Linked DNA regions of Homo sapiens: regions 1, 2, 3 and 4 are each linked to region 5. Evidence: chromatin contacts called from ENCODE Hi-C or POLR2A ChIA-PET data. All regions are on one chromosome and are shown on one strand. Each heading gives the region's core, a stretch centred on a gene start or an enhancer-like site at or near the end of the contact. The rest is flanking DNA. Distances are from core to core; before and after follow the strand shown.

Region 1 (2,700 bases), core at 75-2,574, 2.5 Mb after region 5:
TGGAATACGGAACGACCTTAGGCGAGTCCTTGGCCGTCACGGCCTCAGTTTCCTTATGTGTGAAGTGAGAGGATTTAAGGGCAGCCGGCCTCAAAGAGCTAACTCTCCGATTGCACCCGAGCTCCCCTAAACACTCGAGCCCGGAAGACGCGGGCGGGCGGGCGGGCGACGGGGGGTCCCTCCCTCTGGGGAGCGCGGTTCCAGCCGGCCGCAGCGGACCCCGCCCCCGCGCCCCGCCCACCGCCGGTCGCCAGGCGCGGGGAGGGCCGGGCTTCCGCCCTCCACGTTGTTGTTCCCGATTTGGGCCACGCCCCCCGGTCTGGGCTGCGGGCGCTTCGTGTTCCCCGCCCTGGCCCCGGCCCCAGAGGAAAGGGTGGCCCATGGGGTGGCACAGTCCGTATCTCCACCCACATCGAATACGCGTGGACAAAGACTGGAGTTCAGGGGAAGGAAAGATAAAGGCCTGGTTTTAAATGGAAGGTGGTGAAAAGGAATGGAGAGGCCAGGGCACGACTGCGGGATTCCCCTTACGGCATCCCACCCTGGGTTCGCCCAGTGGCCCCATCCGCACCCGCGAATGTGACCTGCAGACACTGGCCCTTTAAACCGAAGGCTGGCGGCGCGGGGTGTCCATGTGGAGCTGCTCCATGCCGTGTTGTCCTGCCCGCCCATTGGCTCGCGGCCCGGTGACGTCCCCTAATAGGATGCGAACGCACTGCGGGGGGAGGAACGGAGACAAAACGCGGAGCCGGACTGCCGCTCCGCTCCCTCCGCTGGTTCTCTTGACAGTCTCCAGTCGCCGGCAGCTCCGCCCAGGGGCGGATCCCGGGGGAATTGCGACAGCCCGGCGATTGCGGGATTTAGGTCGCGAGTGGGTGGAGCGTGGAGACCCAGGGTCAGGCCAGTCTCTGCCATTCCCAAGGTTTCCCTGACCCGGAATATCCTGGTTGGAACTCTGTTAAATCTTGAATTGTTCACCCTACCCTCCCTCCAGCAGGACAGATTTCGTCGTGAACGACCCAAACGCACCGCCCCGGCCCAACTTGTGGCTTGCAGCCGGGGCGGGGCCAGCAGGAAAGCGGAACCGCGGCGCGCACACCCCGCTCGGACCTCTCCCTCCCTGCCCGGGCCACGTGTGCGCGCGCCGGATCCGGGGGGCGGGGCCAGCAGCGCAGGACCCGCCCCTCCCTTCGCGAGACGCCGCGGCCCTGCGGGCGGGGGCTCCGGTCCGGGCTTTGGCTGTGGCCCCGGTGTAGTAGCGGGGGCGGCGGCCGGGGGCAGCGCGGCTCCTTCCCTTGTTGTGTGTGTCGGTGCCTCCTCGCCATCTTGTTGCAAAGCCCTTTCTTGTCGGCGGGACTCCCGGGGGCCGCGGGGCGGGAGGCATCGGAAGGGAGGTAGAGAGGGAGGGGAAGAAGGGAGGCAGTGCCGCCTTTTTTTTTTTTTTGCATCCCATTTTTTTAAATTTGCAATTTTATATTTTGCAAATATTTTGAGAGACATTGATTTTTCTCCCCGTGCTCCCCCGTTCTTCCCTGCGGAGTGCGCTGCGCCGCCCAGCCCTGTCGCCCCCCGGAGGTGATCCCTCCCTCCTGCCTGCCCGCCAGCCTGACCTGTGCCCGGCTCGCGGGCCGCAGCCTCGGCCCCGGCGCGCCCCCGGCAGCTCTCGGCGCGATGAGCATAGAGACGCTACTGGAGGCGGCCCGCTTCCTGGAATGGCAAGCGCAGCAACAACAGAGAGCACGTGGTGAGCGGCCGGGCTGGGCCCCTGGGGCACTGGGGAAGGGGAAGCGAGTGACCCCGGTCCCCGAACCCACGCGAAACCGCGGACAGGGCCCCCTCCCGGGCGGCCTGCGGAGCCTGGCAGCGCACGGCTCCCCGCGAGAGCCGCCGCCTGGGGAGGGGTGATGTGGGCAGTGAAATTAATTAATGAATTCATTAACATGCTGCGAGGGACCTGGCTCCTGCGGGCGCCACCCCGGCTGCGTGGCACCCCTGTGCCCCTTCTGTGGTGGGCTGCTTTTGCGTGGGCCAGCGGAGCCCTCGGTGGCACTGAGGATGTGTGAGCCGGGGGGTGGGGTGAGGAATGGTGTTGCGTGGGGGTGGCAGGCTCGCGTGTGCGTGCGTGTGTGCACGGGGGATGTGTGATGTGAGCCTCGGGAAGAGCAGATGAACGGACGTGTACACGGGCGTGTGTATAGCACACGAGTGGGCGTGTGTGTAACGGAGTGGGGGTGGGGACTACTCTACGCGGAGCAGCTCTTCGGCTTCCCTGGCCCCGTGGGGAGGGTGCGGGGGGCGCTCCCGGCAGATCTACGCGCCGCTTGGGGCGGAGGCGGCCTTTGCAGAATGAAATGACATCGCGTGTCTTATGATCCTGGCCAGCCCCGCCTGACCCCGCCTCCCAGAGCTGGGCTGGGCTGCGCGTCCGGGGTTTGGGTGAAAGCCGGGCTAATTGGGCGTTTGCGAAATGGCCCGCGGGTCGCTGGGGGTCAGCCCCCGGGCCCCCCTCGCTGCGCCCCGCTTTAGCCAGTGTGGAATGTGGCGTGTCTGCGCGTTCCAAACCCGCTCTCGCCTGGAATGTTGCGTGTGCCTGCGTTCCGAGCCCGTTGGTTACACCGGGTGGTGACGTGGACGGGCTCCGCCCCCGACCACGTGCACCGGGGACACTCCTGCTGGGGACGGCGCGGCCCGGCCCCTCCT
Region 2 (2,700 bases), core at 146-2,645, 2.1 Mb before region 5:
AAACACTGCAGTGGGGTCCTCAAACATTTATATAAATAACCAGGGGACTTCCATCATCAAATACAATAACAGCATCTCAGGCAACCTAAATTCACATTCTTGGAAGGATTACCACAGCATTTTAGGAACTTCTGACCAACTGTGACAATTCTATTCTTTCAGTCCTCAAGGGGATTCTAAAAAACTAGTGACAAAGTAGGGAAGCAGCTGAGCTGGAAAGGAGTTCTGAGGACGATGGAACCTTGGGTAAGGAGGAAGAAGGCTGCCCACCCGCCCTTTTCTGGCAGCCACCCTCCCTCACACTGTCCGTTCCTTGATGACACAGCTGATGTGATTAAGATCGTCCCCAAATCGCTTCACAGCAGCCCTCAGCATCTCTATTTCCGTCTCCGTCCACTTCGCACTGTCAGAAGGGGAGAGGGGGGATAGCAAAAATGGGAGGGGGGGTGTGGAGCCCGCCCACAGGCTATGCATCCCACAGCCAACCAGCCGCCTCCTTCCGATTTCTGGGACCCCTTCCACGGATGCATAAAGAGGTCCTCCGTAAGGGGAGGCGGAAAGCTCTTGAGGCCCTGCGGGAACCGGGAGGACCCCAATCACAAGAAATCACAACCACCTCCACCTTAGACACCCCTTTCCACCATCAACGTTAAACGGCTGCTGTACACAGCACACTGAAACCAACTCGCCAGGAAGGGCTTTTCAAAACAGACCCACCAACACAGCCTGCAGCCGTCTGGGGGAATTCCATGAACTGGGGTGGTTGGGAGTGGCGGTGGTTTGTGGTCGACCCGTTCGCAGCAGGGAGAACTGTGAAACAGGAGTCTGGGCTATGGGCCTGTCTGTATTTTTATCTGTCATTCATTCCCTCACCCAACGATCATTTATTAACACCGACTCTGTGCTGTGCCACGCACAAAGGGAAACTAATGTCTGTCCCTGTGCTAGAGAGGGTCCGTGTCTGTGACCGAGTCCAAGCGCCCGCTCTCAGCGTCCACGTCCCAGTCCGGGCTCACGTACCCCGCAGGAGAAGAGTCGGCCACGGGATGCAGCTGCATCGTCAGCTCCCCGAGCTTCGTGAAGGCGGCGCCGGCCGCCGAGAAGATCTCTCCGACCTGGGGGCGGGGCAGCGTCACGGGGGGCCGGCGCCCGCCCTCCCCGTCCCGCCCGGAGCCCCTAGCCCCACCCCAGGCTCGGCTCCCGCCCGCCCCCCGCCCGGGGCGGAAGAGCCGCGAGCCAAGTGGGGGGCCCGCCCTCCCGTGGCCGCCAGGGAGCGCTGTCCGCGAGGGAGGTCGAACCTTTGTGGACGCTGACGTCATGGCCCCGCGCGCCTCCTCACGGAGACGCCGCCGCCGCCGCTACACGCGAGCCGGGACCACGGAGAGCAGGGAGACTGAGCGGCTCGGGCCCCCGCGCAGGAAGTCCCGCCCTCCCCGCAGCGGATAGGCTCAACCCGGCGGCTCCCCGCCCCATCAGACGCAGTCGCTTAGACCGCTCGGCGCGCCCAGTCGATGGGGAAAGCCTTCGCCTCACTTCCGCGCCACACTTCGCTCCACTTCCGCTCAGACATCGGGACTTTCCAGGCAGAGGCCGACCTCTAGTCTCAGCCCCGTGCTCGCCCCCACTCAAGCACAGACACAGGGCTGAAGAGAGCAGATTCTCTTTATTGAGATACGGGACACAGCGAAGGGTGGAGAAACGGAACAGCCCCCCAGCCTCAGCCCTCTCCACGGGGGCCGGATGCCAGAGATGGGAGAAGGGATTCAGTCTCTCGCCCGGGAAACCCAGTCCCGCAGAGGGCGCCGGCAAGGGTGGGACGCGACCTGGGTGACACGGTGCAGGGAGTCTTTAAATAGAGGAGGGGCTGGAGCGGGGAAACGCGCCGGGGCCCTAGCGCACCATGTATTCCTTGCGCTTATTGAGCCGAACTTGGCAGAAAGAGAAGCCTCCGAGGAGGAGGTAAAGGCCTGCAGCGATGAAACAGTTGTAGCTGACTTGCTCGTAAAGGTTGTATATGTTCTGGGGGCCATTCCTGGGGGTGGGAATGAAGCAAAGGGGTCAAACTTTAATAGGAGCCAACATTTTCTGAGCACTATGTGCCCGACACCTGTTTAGGCGCTGTTACGTGTATTACTTTATTCAATCTTCTTGACCATCCTATGGGGTGAGATCTGTCATAGCCATTTTGCAGAGGTGGACTGAGAAGCACAGAAAAGTAAAATACCTAAAGAGGTCACACCTAAGGTGGTGGGTTTGGGATGGCCGCTGAGGTCTGACTCCCTGGCTCCTAACCACATTCTCAAGAAAGCCGCTCTCCTCTCCAAGTCCTCTAACCTAGGGGCCCTAAGCACCGGGCCTCCCAGACGTAATTCTGACCCTAGGCCTCGCCACCTCCCACCTGCTCCCAGCCCGCCTCCCCCACCCGAATACTTACTCAAAATCTTTCTCCGTGAAGGGAACGTCCTCAATCAACACAGCGGAATGGACATTGAAAAATATTCCGAGCATTATCTGGAAAAGGGGAATGGGTAGACTGTTGAATTCAGGCACCTGACCTCATGTTCACTTCGTAAACCCCTCCCATTTCCAATGTTGCTACAACACCCGAGCCTGAGATTAACCAAAACGAGGTGGTGGTTACTGGATTCGGACTCAGCCACCTGGAACAGGGCGTGAGGTGGTGACATTGAGACAAGTGGT
Region 3 (2,700 bases), core at 108-2,607, 2.6 Mb before region 5:
GGGGGACAGGGAGGCGTCTGGCTGGCACTGTGGTCCCTGACCCAGGATCTGGCCCAAACCCTCCACCTGACTTGAGTCGGGGTTTGGGAGGTGGGGGCCAACGAAGACGCTCCCGCCTGGGACTTGAGTAAGCTGGGGGTATGCCGGGTCCAGGAGGCTCAGGCCCCCAGGACCCGGTCCCTTGTATAGTCTCTTTCATCTTCCAGTACCCTGAAAAACAAAAGATCAGGGTATCAAAATCTAAGCATCACCCCACCGCAGATCCTGCCTCTCTTCCTGGCCATGCCTCCTCTGGATTCAGATGCAAATAAAGAAAAGAGGAAAAAACGCAAAACTCCTAACTTAAGATCTTCCCGGTTAACGCGGTCCACAAGGGGCCCTTCAGGGTCTGTGCCATCATCTCTCCCCAGTCCAGAGACAAGGGAAAATGGCTAAGCAGCAGGCCTCAGAGATCTTATTTCTAAGATCACCAGGCCAAACCCAATAGCACTGCCAGGTTCTACGTCTTTATTTTAATACCACCAGGGCTGTCCTTTGAGGGCCCAACAAGGGCAGTTTCTTTCCTCAGGGACATGATAACCGTGGTACTTGAGGAGAATGCAACTTGCACGTGGAAACTGGACTGGAATGGGAGACAGTTCTCTAACACCCTGGATGAACGGGGGGCATGGGAAGGCTGCGGTCATCTCAAGTGCAGATGCCAGGGATATGGTTCAGGGGGCAGAGGCTGATAAACGGGGAAGAACTTTGAAGGAAACTTAAAGAGAACCGAATCAAGACGCTGGGACAGAACGGAGCGCACAAGCCAGGCCGGCCCAGCCCCCTCCTACTTCATCCTCGGGGACCAGAATGCAACCCGGCACCAGTCCGGTCCCACGAGCTTGGATGGCTCGGCGCACACGGGCCTTAAGAAGCCCCTATGCGGGCCTCTGGGCCCCGGTTCGGTGGGAGCGAGGCCCAGGAATGGGAGAGGCCAAGGCAGGGCTGGGGGGAGGGGAGGGGGCGTCCTCACCGGGAGCGGGGAAGCCGGGCGGACGGGCCCGAAGGCGGGCGTCTCCGGCCTCAAGCTTCCCGGCTCATCTCTCCGGCGACGGCGGCGGCCCCGCCACTCCTGCTGTCTTTAGGCGCAGCCGTCTCAATTCAGGATTCCAACGCTTCTGGGCCGCGTGCCGCGCCGCCGAGCACCCCGCCGCGCCGCCTCTGGCTCTGCTTCAGCTTCAGCTTCCACCTCCACCTCCACCTCCGCCACCGCCGCCACCAGCGCCACCGCCGCCGCCGCCACTCCTCCCCCCCTCCTCCTTCCCCTCCCGCGAGCCCCGGGCCCACCGGCAGCGGTGGCGCACGATTAGTACGTCACACCCGGCGAAGAGCGCCGGCGCGGCCACCAAGCGCGCGGTCCCGTCTACCCGAGGACGCCGGCGCCACGGGACTGGCCAGCCCAGAGCGCTACGCGAGGCTGCGCCTGCGCACATCCGCCGCCCGGCCGCGCGTGGCGGCCCCGCCACTTTCCCTTTTGCGCCGCGCTCTGTCTTCTCCGCGCTCGCGGGCCTGACCCTAGCGGCATCCCCAGTACCTTGATCCGGCGGGGGGCGCGCCACAGGAGAGCCAGGAGGGCGGGAGATCCCCGTACGAGGACCGGGCTGAGGCGAGGCAGTGGGGGAAATGGAGCCGGGGTATCATTCATTCTATTTTATTTAACTTTAAGCAGGGCTTGATCAGAAAGAAGAGCTCAGAGGAGTGAGGCAACACCAACACCAGGGCGTACGATACACCCGAGGCTCCTCCGACACCAGTTCCAGCCCGGAAGGGCTTGGAATGGCCTGCCACGCCGGGGCAATGGAGCGCGTGAAAGCCAAACCTTGGGACCCGAAGAGTAATTTGACTGCGAAGGCACCGTCATCGTCGGGCACCCCCTGTAGACGGGCGCATAATAGCTACATCTCTGGAGATAGTGATGGAAACTGGGGTCCGATAGATGGAGAGAAGGACGTAGGATAAGGCTTCTTGTGGGGTGAAGAGGCAGAGGGCACCTGGAGAGAGGTGTGGCATGGAGAACCAGGGGTTTTCCCTAGCAGAGGGCGGCTTCGTGGACTTCGGCCAACCGGCGGGTGCTTCCCTCGAGCGGCCGCTAGATGGTGGTGCTGTTCTGGATGCTTCCAGTGGGCCCCGACCAGGTCTGGACAATGCCTGGCGCCCGTCCCCCGCCCCTCATCTACACACACGCAAGAATTCGGAGCTCCATGGGGAACAGAAGCAAGATATCCGTAAAATCAAAGTCTAGGGGGTGGGAATGAAAAGGGAAAAGTGAGGAACGGGGAGCCAAACCCAGGAAGACGCCTCTGTTCCTGCACATTCCCTCTCCTTTATATACTCAGCTCTTGGCTGTCTCCAGTATGTACCCACCCTGGTCTTCCAAGCTGGGAGCCACTTTTTATAACACAATCACAGTTTCACAAACCCCAGGAAGGTTCCATGTGGAGAGAGGTTAAGTTTCGCCCTTGCCCGGGGAATTATGACACTCAGAATATCCCCTTGGTGTAAATGGAAGACACCTGAGAAAAGAGAGAAAGTAGATTCGCAGTGAAGCACAGCCATCCAGATGCCCTGTTTCCCCCTGCCTTCTCCAGCTCCACCGTTCCTCTGCCTCCTGTAAGGACCCGGCATTCTGCACTTCACTCCTCAGACCCGCCTCTGTTTAGG
Region 4 (2,700 bases), core at 112-2,611, 2.3 Mb before region 5:
TAATGGTTCTTAATGTCTCCTGATCAGGCATGCCGCTGGGTTTAGGAACTTCCTTATCTCAATACTTTCTTCTCCCCCATATTAGTCAATAAATCCTGGAAATTCTACCCACTAAAGTCCTTTACATGTGTTCTAAACTTTCCATCTCTACTGCCACTGCCTTAAACCAGGCCTCTATCACTTCCTACCATTATTCCCTAAAATTCATTAGGTCAGGAACAGGTCTCACTCACTGCCGTCTCCAGTATCTTGCACAGCACCTGGTTGATAGTTGGTGCTCGGTACATATGTACCTTAAAGAGTGAAGCCGGATTAACGGATTACTGCAATACCCTTCCCACATGTTCTCCCTATTTCCAGGCTATTTCTCTCTCGACTTCTATGATCTTTGCTTTGGACTCCCCAAATACTCATCACTCCTCTTATTAATTCTTGCCTCCTGAAAGATCCATATCCAATTCTTCAATGAATATTTAAGGAACTGCTACTACATACCAGGTTCTGCGCTTGTTGTAAAGAAATTTCCTTAGCATTATAGGTCTCAAATTTAATCAAATCTCTTCCAACTGGTACTTACCGATTGTTGATATCAGAGTCAAAACCTTCACGAAACTCTTCCTCGCTCACTTCACAGCCCAGGATATGCACTTGCTCCCCACTAAGGCAGAGATGAGAAGGGATTGTCAAAGAGTGGGCACAGGTGCCCTATCCAGGGTAGGCCGGGGAGACACTGTGGGATACTCACCACAGTGCAGATTTCTTGACAAGCGCCTTCAAGAGACTGCGCCCCTCCCACTCCACGGAATCTGCAGAGCGAGGGACGGATAAAGGGTATGAGAGCGCTGGGATTACCGCCTTCGCGAACCCGTCGCGATTTCCACACCTAGCCTGTGACCCCTGGCCCTTCCTGCCCACTTCCGTCCCCTCAGCCAGGCCCGAACCGCACCCCCCGCCCCGCCACCGTGCCTCTGGCTCTCACCCCGAAGCAGCACCAGGCCGCCCAAGGCCAACAGCGAGTCCAACATCTCCAACTCGCGTCCGGTCCCTGCTCTGGCGCCCTCTGATGGCGTCATGACCCAGTGTCCTTCCTCCTCGGGGTGAAACGGGCCGAGCACTCGGGCGTCCTCCCACCATTAAGACCTAACATAGTCTGGAATGAGAGGTGATTATGTTCAATATTCCCAGGGGGGCGCTCACGCGGAGGGCGCCCCTCCCCGAGCCCTGGCGCACAGTCGTACGGACAACGACCCCGTCTACATTTTCACTGTGACCGGGGCGGGAAGAGCAGTTGGGGCAGTTGTCAGTGGGAGGGGGAGGAGGACCCACAAGCCCCCCGCGAGGGCCCTAAGCGCGGGCCAAGTGACGTCACTCTCCCCGCCCACGCAGTTTGAGGCGGGGCCTGCTTCGCCTCAGGCCCCGCCCCGCGGCCACCTTCTGCGCGTGCGCAATACTGCAGCCTCGCTTGGAGTGCTTTTGGCTTTCCTTATACCTACCCGCCATAGACCGCGCAGGAGGAACTTAGTCCCGGTGAAGCGAATACACGTCACCACCGGAAGTAGTGTCAAAGGGGAAGAGGAGGGGGAAAGACAGGAAGAGGGAGTCCTTTGGACGGTAAAATGGCGCCTGTCAGAGTGGGAAACCCAGCTGCAGAGGCTGCAGCCCCGGTCCCCAGCGGCTAAAGGACCCCCGAGCTCGGGGAGGGGGAGGCCGCTCCGGCCCAGCGCTCTGCGCCCTCCGGCTCCCCCTCCCCCTCCTTCCCTGCTCCTTCGCTCTGCAGGCCCGTTCTCCGCTGCCGCGGCCCTTTGCGCGCCGCTGCCCCCGCCCTCCCCGTTCCTGCGAGCAGCCCCCTAGCGCGCCTGCGCAGCGGGCCACTCTCTGCTTTCCCCCCCTCCCCTTCCCTTTTCCCTTCCTCCCTTTTCCCTAGCCCCCTCCCCCACTGCCCCCTCCCCCAATTATCCTTCCCCTTCCCTCCAGGTCTCGGAGGACCCCATCCTAGCCCTACCTGTCTCGGCCCGCAACCTCCCCGAAGCCGTCGGTGCCACTCCCAGCCCATGTGGGCCCCCGCGGGCTGCCCACGCCTGTCCCCCAGCTCCCCGTTCCGCTGGGCTTTACCCTCGCCAGGGGTGGCTTTCTGAGCCGCCCGCTCCGTGCCCCTCTCTGCAGCCTCTCCTGCCACTCGGGGCCCCCGTTCCCCCTCCCGGCGGCGGGGGGCTGCCCCCGGGGGGCTGGCGGAGCTGGGCCGCGGGGGCCCCGGGGCCGGCGGTGCCGGGGTCATCGGGATGATGCGGACGCAGTGTCTGCTGGGGCTGCGCACGTTCGTGGCCTTCGCCGCCAAGCTCTGGAGCTTCTTCATTTACCTTCTGCGGAGGCAGATCCGCACGGTGAGCCAGGGTGGGCGCTGGCGGTGTTGGGGACGTCTGGCGGTGTTGGGGACATCTGTCCGTGGTGCTCAGGGGTTTTCGGAGTGTCGGGCCTCTGTTTGGGCCTAGGAAGGGAATCCTGGCTGGGGCTTTTCTCGCCAGAGAATTGGGCACCCTAAGCGGGGCGAGGTGGGAGACCCTTGTAATAGAACCTTGCCCTTGGGGGTTTTGATGGGGCTAGATGGGACAGGATTTGGCAACTCTTGGGGGCTAAGGTGGTGGGTGGGGCGCTCTTTAAGAAAGCTGGAGTTGTTGCTAAAGAAACCAAGAGGCGGGGAAC
Region 5 (2,700 bases), core at 189-2,688:
TTACAGATGTGAGCCACCGCGCCCGGCCTCTTCAATTTTCTAATTACCCATCTCACAAACAACTCGACTGCTACTAAGGCCCAACTGAGTTCTTGCTATGTGGCAGTCTTTGGGATGAAATACTACCAAAATTGCGTATCTACTTTGATCTTCACAATAACCCTAGGAAAACTTCTAATATCCCATTTTACAGTAAAACAAACTAAGGCTCAGAGAGATTAACTTGCCCAAAGTCATATAAGCAATAACTAGCACCTGAGACCTTCCTGATAAGGACCGTTGATCCTGCCTTCTGTCTTCGTCCACTTTCAGTCTCCCTGATAACCTCGGAGTTCCAGGGGTGGACACTCTGTCTTCTCCCTCTAGATTCTGGGTTCTACACTAGACGTGCTCAGTTCCTAACTTCATTTTCCTACCTCCAGTTTCACCCAGGACAAACCTCCCCAACCCCAGCCTAGGATGGAGGATCTTGCGAAATACTAAAAAAAGAAAAAAGACAGAAAAGGAAGGAAGGGAGGGAAGGAGGAAAAGAAAAGAAAGAAAATCACCTGGAGGCCCTCCTGGCTCAAGGTAGCCCCAAACAGAGCTGGAAGGTCTGCAAAGTCCATGCTGGCATTGTGGTCCGAGGTCTGCGGACAAAAAAGGCGATGTTCCCCTTCAGCCTGCAACCCTTCCTTTCAGCGCCCTTTCCCCATCCGTCCCTCAGACTCACCGCTCGAATGAGCCCCCGGGTCGGGGCCGCTCCCCACAGCACAGCGGCCACAACCACAGGAAGCGGGAAGGCTGCAGGGTGCATGGCAGCGGGAGGAAAGAGGCTGAGGAGGCCGCGCGTCCTGGTAGCAAGGAGCAGAAGCGGAGTTCTGCGCCCTCCCTGCCCCTCCTTTAGGATCCCAGGGGTCCAACCACCCCCAGGTCCCACTTCCCAGCTACATGGGGGCGCCGGGGAAGGAACACCAACTCAAAGAATGAGATATCCAACCCGTTTAGTGGAGCTGGGTGGGAGGCACTAAATGTATCCTTTTCTGGTACGGGGATAAAACGCGGAAAGGGGACGGAGCCTAACACAGGTGACAGAAAAACTTCGGGAAGGGTGGCGGAGCTCAAGGAGGTGGGACTTCCTGCTAGGTGGGCCGTGTTCCCAGCCTCTGGAAAAGGGCTTCCGGTAGAGAAAATCAGGCCGCTTTCAGCATTGGATGCTTGAGATGAAGGACTTCCGGTCCTAAAAGGCCGGTTAAAAAAAGGTTAGCGATGGAGGGACTGCCTGTGGAGATGGAAGGGGCACTGGTGGCCCAGAAGACGACCTAATAAAAGTGCCCGGAAACCCGGAGCCTCCTAGTTTACAAACCTCTCCTCCCTCTGGCCTCCGCCGCTCCTTCAAATCTCGCGAGAGTGCTCACCACCTCTCCCGTCCCCTCGCAGCTGAATAGTTGCTGTGTCTATCGCGAGAGCGCTCCAACTTGGCGAGCCGTACTCACTCGATCTCGCGAGACCTTCAAACAAACTCTTCTCTATTTTCCCGCGATTCTAATTCGGTGAAAACAGCGCCTTTCCTCTGGTTTCCAAATCAGTTACGCCCCTTCTCGCACGCTTCCATCAAGCTCCTCCTTCAGCTCCGCCTTACTCCCGGCCGCCTTTGCGCTGCGCGCCTGCGCCCGCGCCGGCTTCCAGCGGGTGTCGGACCTGAGAGCTGGAGGGGCGTGCGCGCGCCCTCGCTCTGTTGCGCGCGCGGTGTCACCTTGGGCGCGAGCGGGGCCGCGCGCGCACGGGACCCGGAGCCGAGGGCCATTGAGTGGCGATGGCGGCGACGGCGAGTGCCGGGGCCGGCGGGATAGACGGGAAGCCCCGTACCTCCCCTAAGTCCGTCAAGTTCCTGTTTGGGGGCCTGGCCGGGTAAGCTCAGGCCCCAGGGATGGGAAAAGAGGAGGAAGGGAAGGGCAAAAGGAACCGGGCCCGGTTCATCTCTGGGTCTGTTGCAGTGAACTGTGCCGGCACGGGGTCAGCGCGATCTCCAGCGTATTGCGAGTTCCCCGATGGGCTGCTAGGGCCCCATTGCAGGACCCTTATGGACTGCATGCAGGGTCGTTGCACAACCCCCGCCGGGCCAGCTGAGTTTCCCAGCGCATTGCTAAGCTCGGCCGGGCGGCAGGGGGTTCCAGGCCATTAAATGGCTCCTGCAGGACTACCTGGAGTCCTAAATCTTGGATGCCCCTTCCTCCCCTCCCTGTGTCGGACTGCGTGCAGCCCCAGGTCACTGCTTGACTGTCATGAAGCTGCTTGGAGCACTTTCATTGCATGGCCCCTACTGGACAACTAGACTTTTCAGACCCGTTGCACTTGGTGTACATATAGACTCTTATACACATGCTCACCAGCATCCTGATTCTTGAATCGCATGGCAGGCCCTGACCTTTGTAACCTCTTGCTGCCAGGCTCCAGTGGGCACTGGTAGATCTGGAATGCCTGGCCCTTCACTCCACCTCTGTCTTCCCCCAGGATGGGAGCTACAGTTTTTGTCCAGCCCCTGGACCTGGTGAAGAACCGGATGCAGTTGAGCGGGGAAGGGGCCAAGACTCGAGAGTACAAAACCAGCTTCCATGCCCTCACCAGTATCCTGAAGGCAGAAGGCCTGAGGGGCATTTACACTGGGTATTGGGGCCTCAGGATGGAGGGTAGACTGTGGGTTGGCAGCTCTAGACCTTG

The links. Hi-C counts contacts between places; a loop is a spot of excess contacts on that map. ChIA-PET counts read pairs that join two places held with the same protein, here RNA polymerase II (POLR2A). Pooled maps may share reads with other maps.
Region 1: a map of CD8-positive, alpha-beta T cell shows a loop between it and region 5 (9-fold over the local background). The contact joins the promoter of MNT here to the promoter of RNF167 in region 5. A Hi-C loop is called at or near these places in 6 of 168 maps with a recorded cell type or tissue (B cell, CD4-positive, alpha-beta memory T cell, CD8-positive, alpha-beta T cell and 1 more), 8 of 37 single-sample maps with no recorded cell type and 18 of 50 pooled maps.
Region 2: a loop to region 5 is called in a map of ascending aorta, with 6 times the contacts of the local background. The contact joins the promoter of BACC1 here to the promoter of RNF167 in region 5. A Hi-C loop is called at or near these places in 2 of 168 maps with a recorded cell type or tissue (ascending aorta and chondrocyte), 15 of 37 single-sample maps with no recorded cell type and 17 of 50 pooled maps.
Region 3: a loop to region 5 is called in a pooled map, with 7 times the contacts of the local background. The contact joins the promoter of SENP3 here to the promoter of RNF167 in region 5. A Hi-C loop is called at or near these places in 2 of 37 single-sample maps with no recorded cell type and 11 of 50 pooled maps. POLR2A ChIA-PET finds 5 or more read pairs at or near these places in 1 of 52 experiments (activated T-cell).
Region 4: a map of chondrocyte shows a loop between it and region 5 (4-fold over the local background). The contact joins the promoter of ELP5 here to the promoter of RNF167 in region 5. A Hi-C loop is called at or near these places in 2 of 168 maps with a recorded cell type or tissue (chondrocyte and naive thymus-derived CD4-positive, alpha-beta T cell), 2 of 37 single-sample maps with no recorded cell type and 7 of 50 pooled maps. POLR2A ChIA-PET finds 5 or more read pairs at or near these places in 1 of 52 experiments (naive thymus-derived CD8-positive, alpha-beta T cell).

Annotation. Positions count from the first base shown.
Region 1 is chr17:2,399,684-2,402,383 of GRCh38, reverse strand. MNT (MAX network transcriptional repressor) reads left to right here and starts at 1,324. Exons shown (of 6, transcript NM_020310.3): 1 at 1,324-1,744. The coding sequence starts at 1,672. RefSeq lists enhancers at 1-357, 729-778, 2,069-2,639, 2,640-2,700 and silencers at 79-398, 1,049-1,358, 1,549-1,628, 1,779-1,838, 2,359-2,700.
Region 2 is chr17:7,013,477-7,016,176 of GRCh38, reverse strand. It overlaps BACC1 (BPTF associated chromatin complex component 1), which reads right to left and starts at 1,395. Exons shown (of 6, transcript NM_174893.4): 1 at 1,299-1,395; 2 at 1,021-1,115; 3 at 302-403. The coding sequence starts at 1,319. RNASEK (ribonuclease K) reads right to left here. Exons shown (of 3, transcript NM_001004333.5): 2 at 2,435-2,511; 3 at 1,645-2,032. The coding sequence ends at 1,891. It overlaps RNASEK-C17orf49 (RNASEK-C17orf49 readthrough), which reads right to left. Exons shown (of 8, transcript NR_037717.1): 2 at 2,435-2,511; 3 at 1,299-2,032; 4 at 1,021-1,115; 5 at 302-403. MIR497HG (mir-497-195 cluster host gene) reads left to right here. Exons shown (of 3, transcript NR_038310.1): 3 at 163-359. RefSeq lists enhancers at 1-169, 582-1,082, 1,553-1,682, 1,433-1,933 and a silencer at 1,013-1,462.
Region 3 is chr17:7,560,576-7,563,275 of GRCh38, reverse strand. It overlaps SENP3 (SUMO specific peptidase 3), which reads right to left and starts at 1,357. Exons shown (of 11, transcript NM_015670.6): 1 at 1,013-1,357; 2 at 1-210. The coding sequence starts at 199. It overlaps TNFSF12-TNFSF13 (TNFSF12-TNFSF13 readthrough), which reads right to left. Exons shown (of 11, transcript NM_172089.4): 11 at 1,675-2,552. The coding sequence ends at 2,443. It overlaps TNFSF13 (TNF superfamily member 13), which reads right to left. Exons shown (of 6, transcript NM_003808.4): 6 at 1,675-2,552. The coding sequence ends at 2,443. It overlaps SENP3-EIF4A1 (SENP3-EIF4A1 readthrough (NMD candidate)), which reads right to left and starts at 1,284. Exons shown (of 22, transcript NR_037926.1): 1 at 1,013-1,284; 2 at 1-210. RefSeq lists enhancers at 1-587, 1,854-2,103 and a silencer at 1,214-1,293.
Region 4 is chr17:7,250,876-7,253,575 of GRCh38, reverse strand. It overlaps ELP5 (elongator acetyltransferase complex subunit 5), which reads right to left and starts at 1,361. Exons shown (of 8, transcript NM_203414.3): 1 at 980-1,361; 2 at 746-806; 3 at 578-658. The coding sequence starts at 1,025. CTDNEP1 (CTD nuclear envelope phosphatase 1) reads left to right here and starts at 1,842. Exons shown (of 8, transcript NM_001143775.2): 1 at 1,842-2,381. The coding sequence starts at 2,280. RefSeq lists silencers at 705-944, 1,715-1,924, 1,995-2,114 and enhancers at 975-1,194, 1,063-1,651, 1,652-2,239.
Region 5 is chr17:4,939,006-4,941,705 of GRCh38, reverse strand. It overlaps RNF167 (ring finger protein 167), which reads right to left and starts at 1,438. Exons shown (of 10, transcript NM_015528.3): 1 at 1,346-1,438; 2 at 713-1,219; 3 at 549-629. The coding sequence starts at 796. It overlaps SLC25A11 (solute carrier family 25 member 11), which reads left to right and starts at 1,660. Exons shown (of 8, transcript NM_003562.5): 1 at 1,660-1,890; 2 at 2,494-2,646. The coding sequence starts at 1,796. RefSeq lists enhancers at 531-660, 1,541-1,610, 2,327-2,700 and silencers at 994-1,188, 1,751-1,820.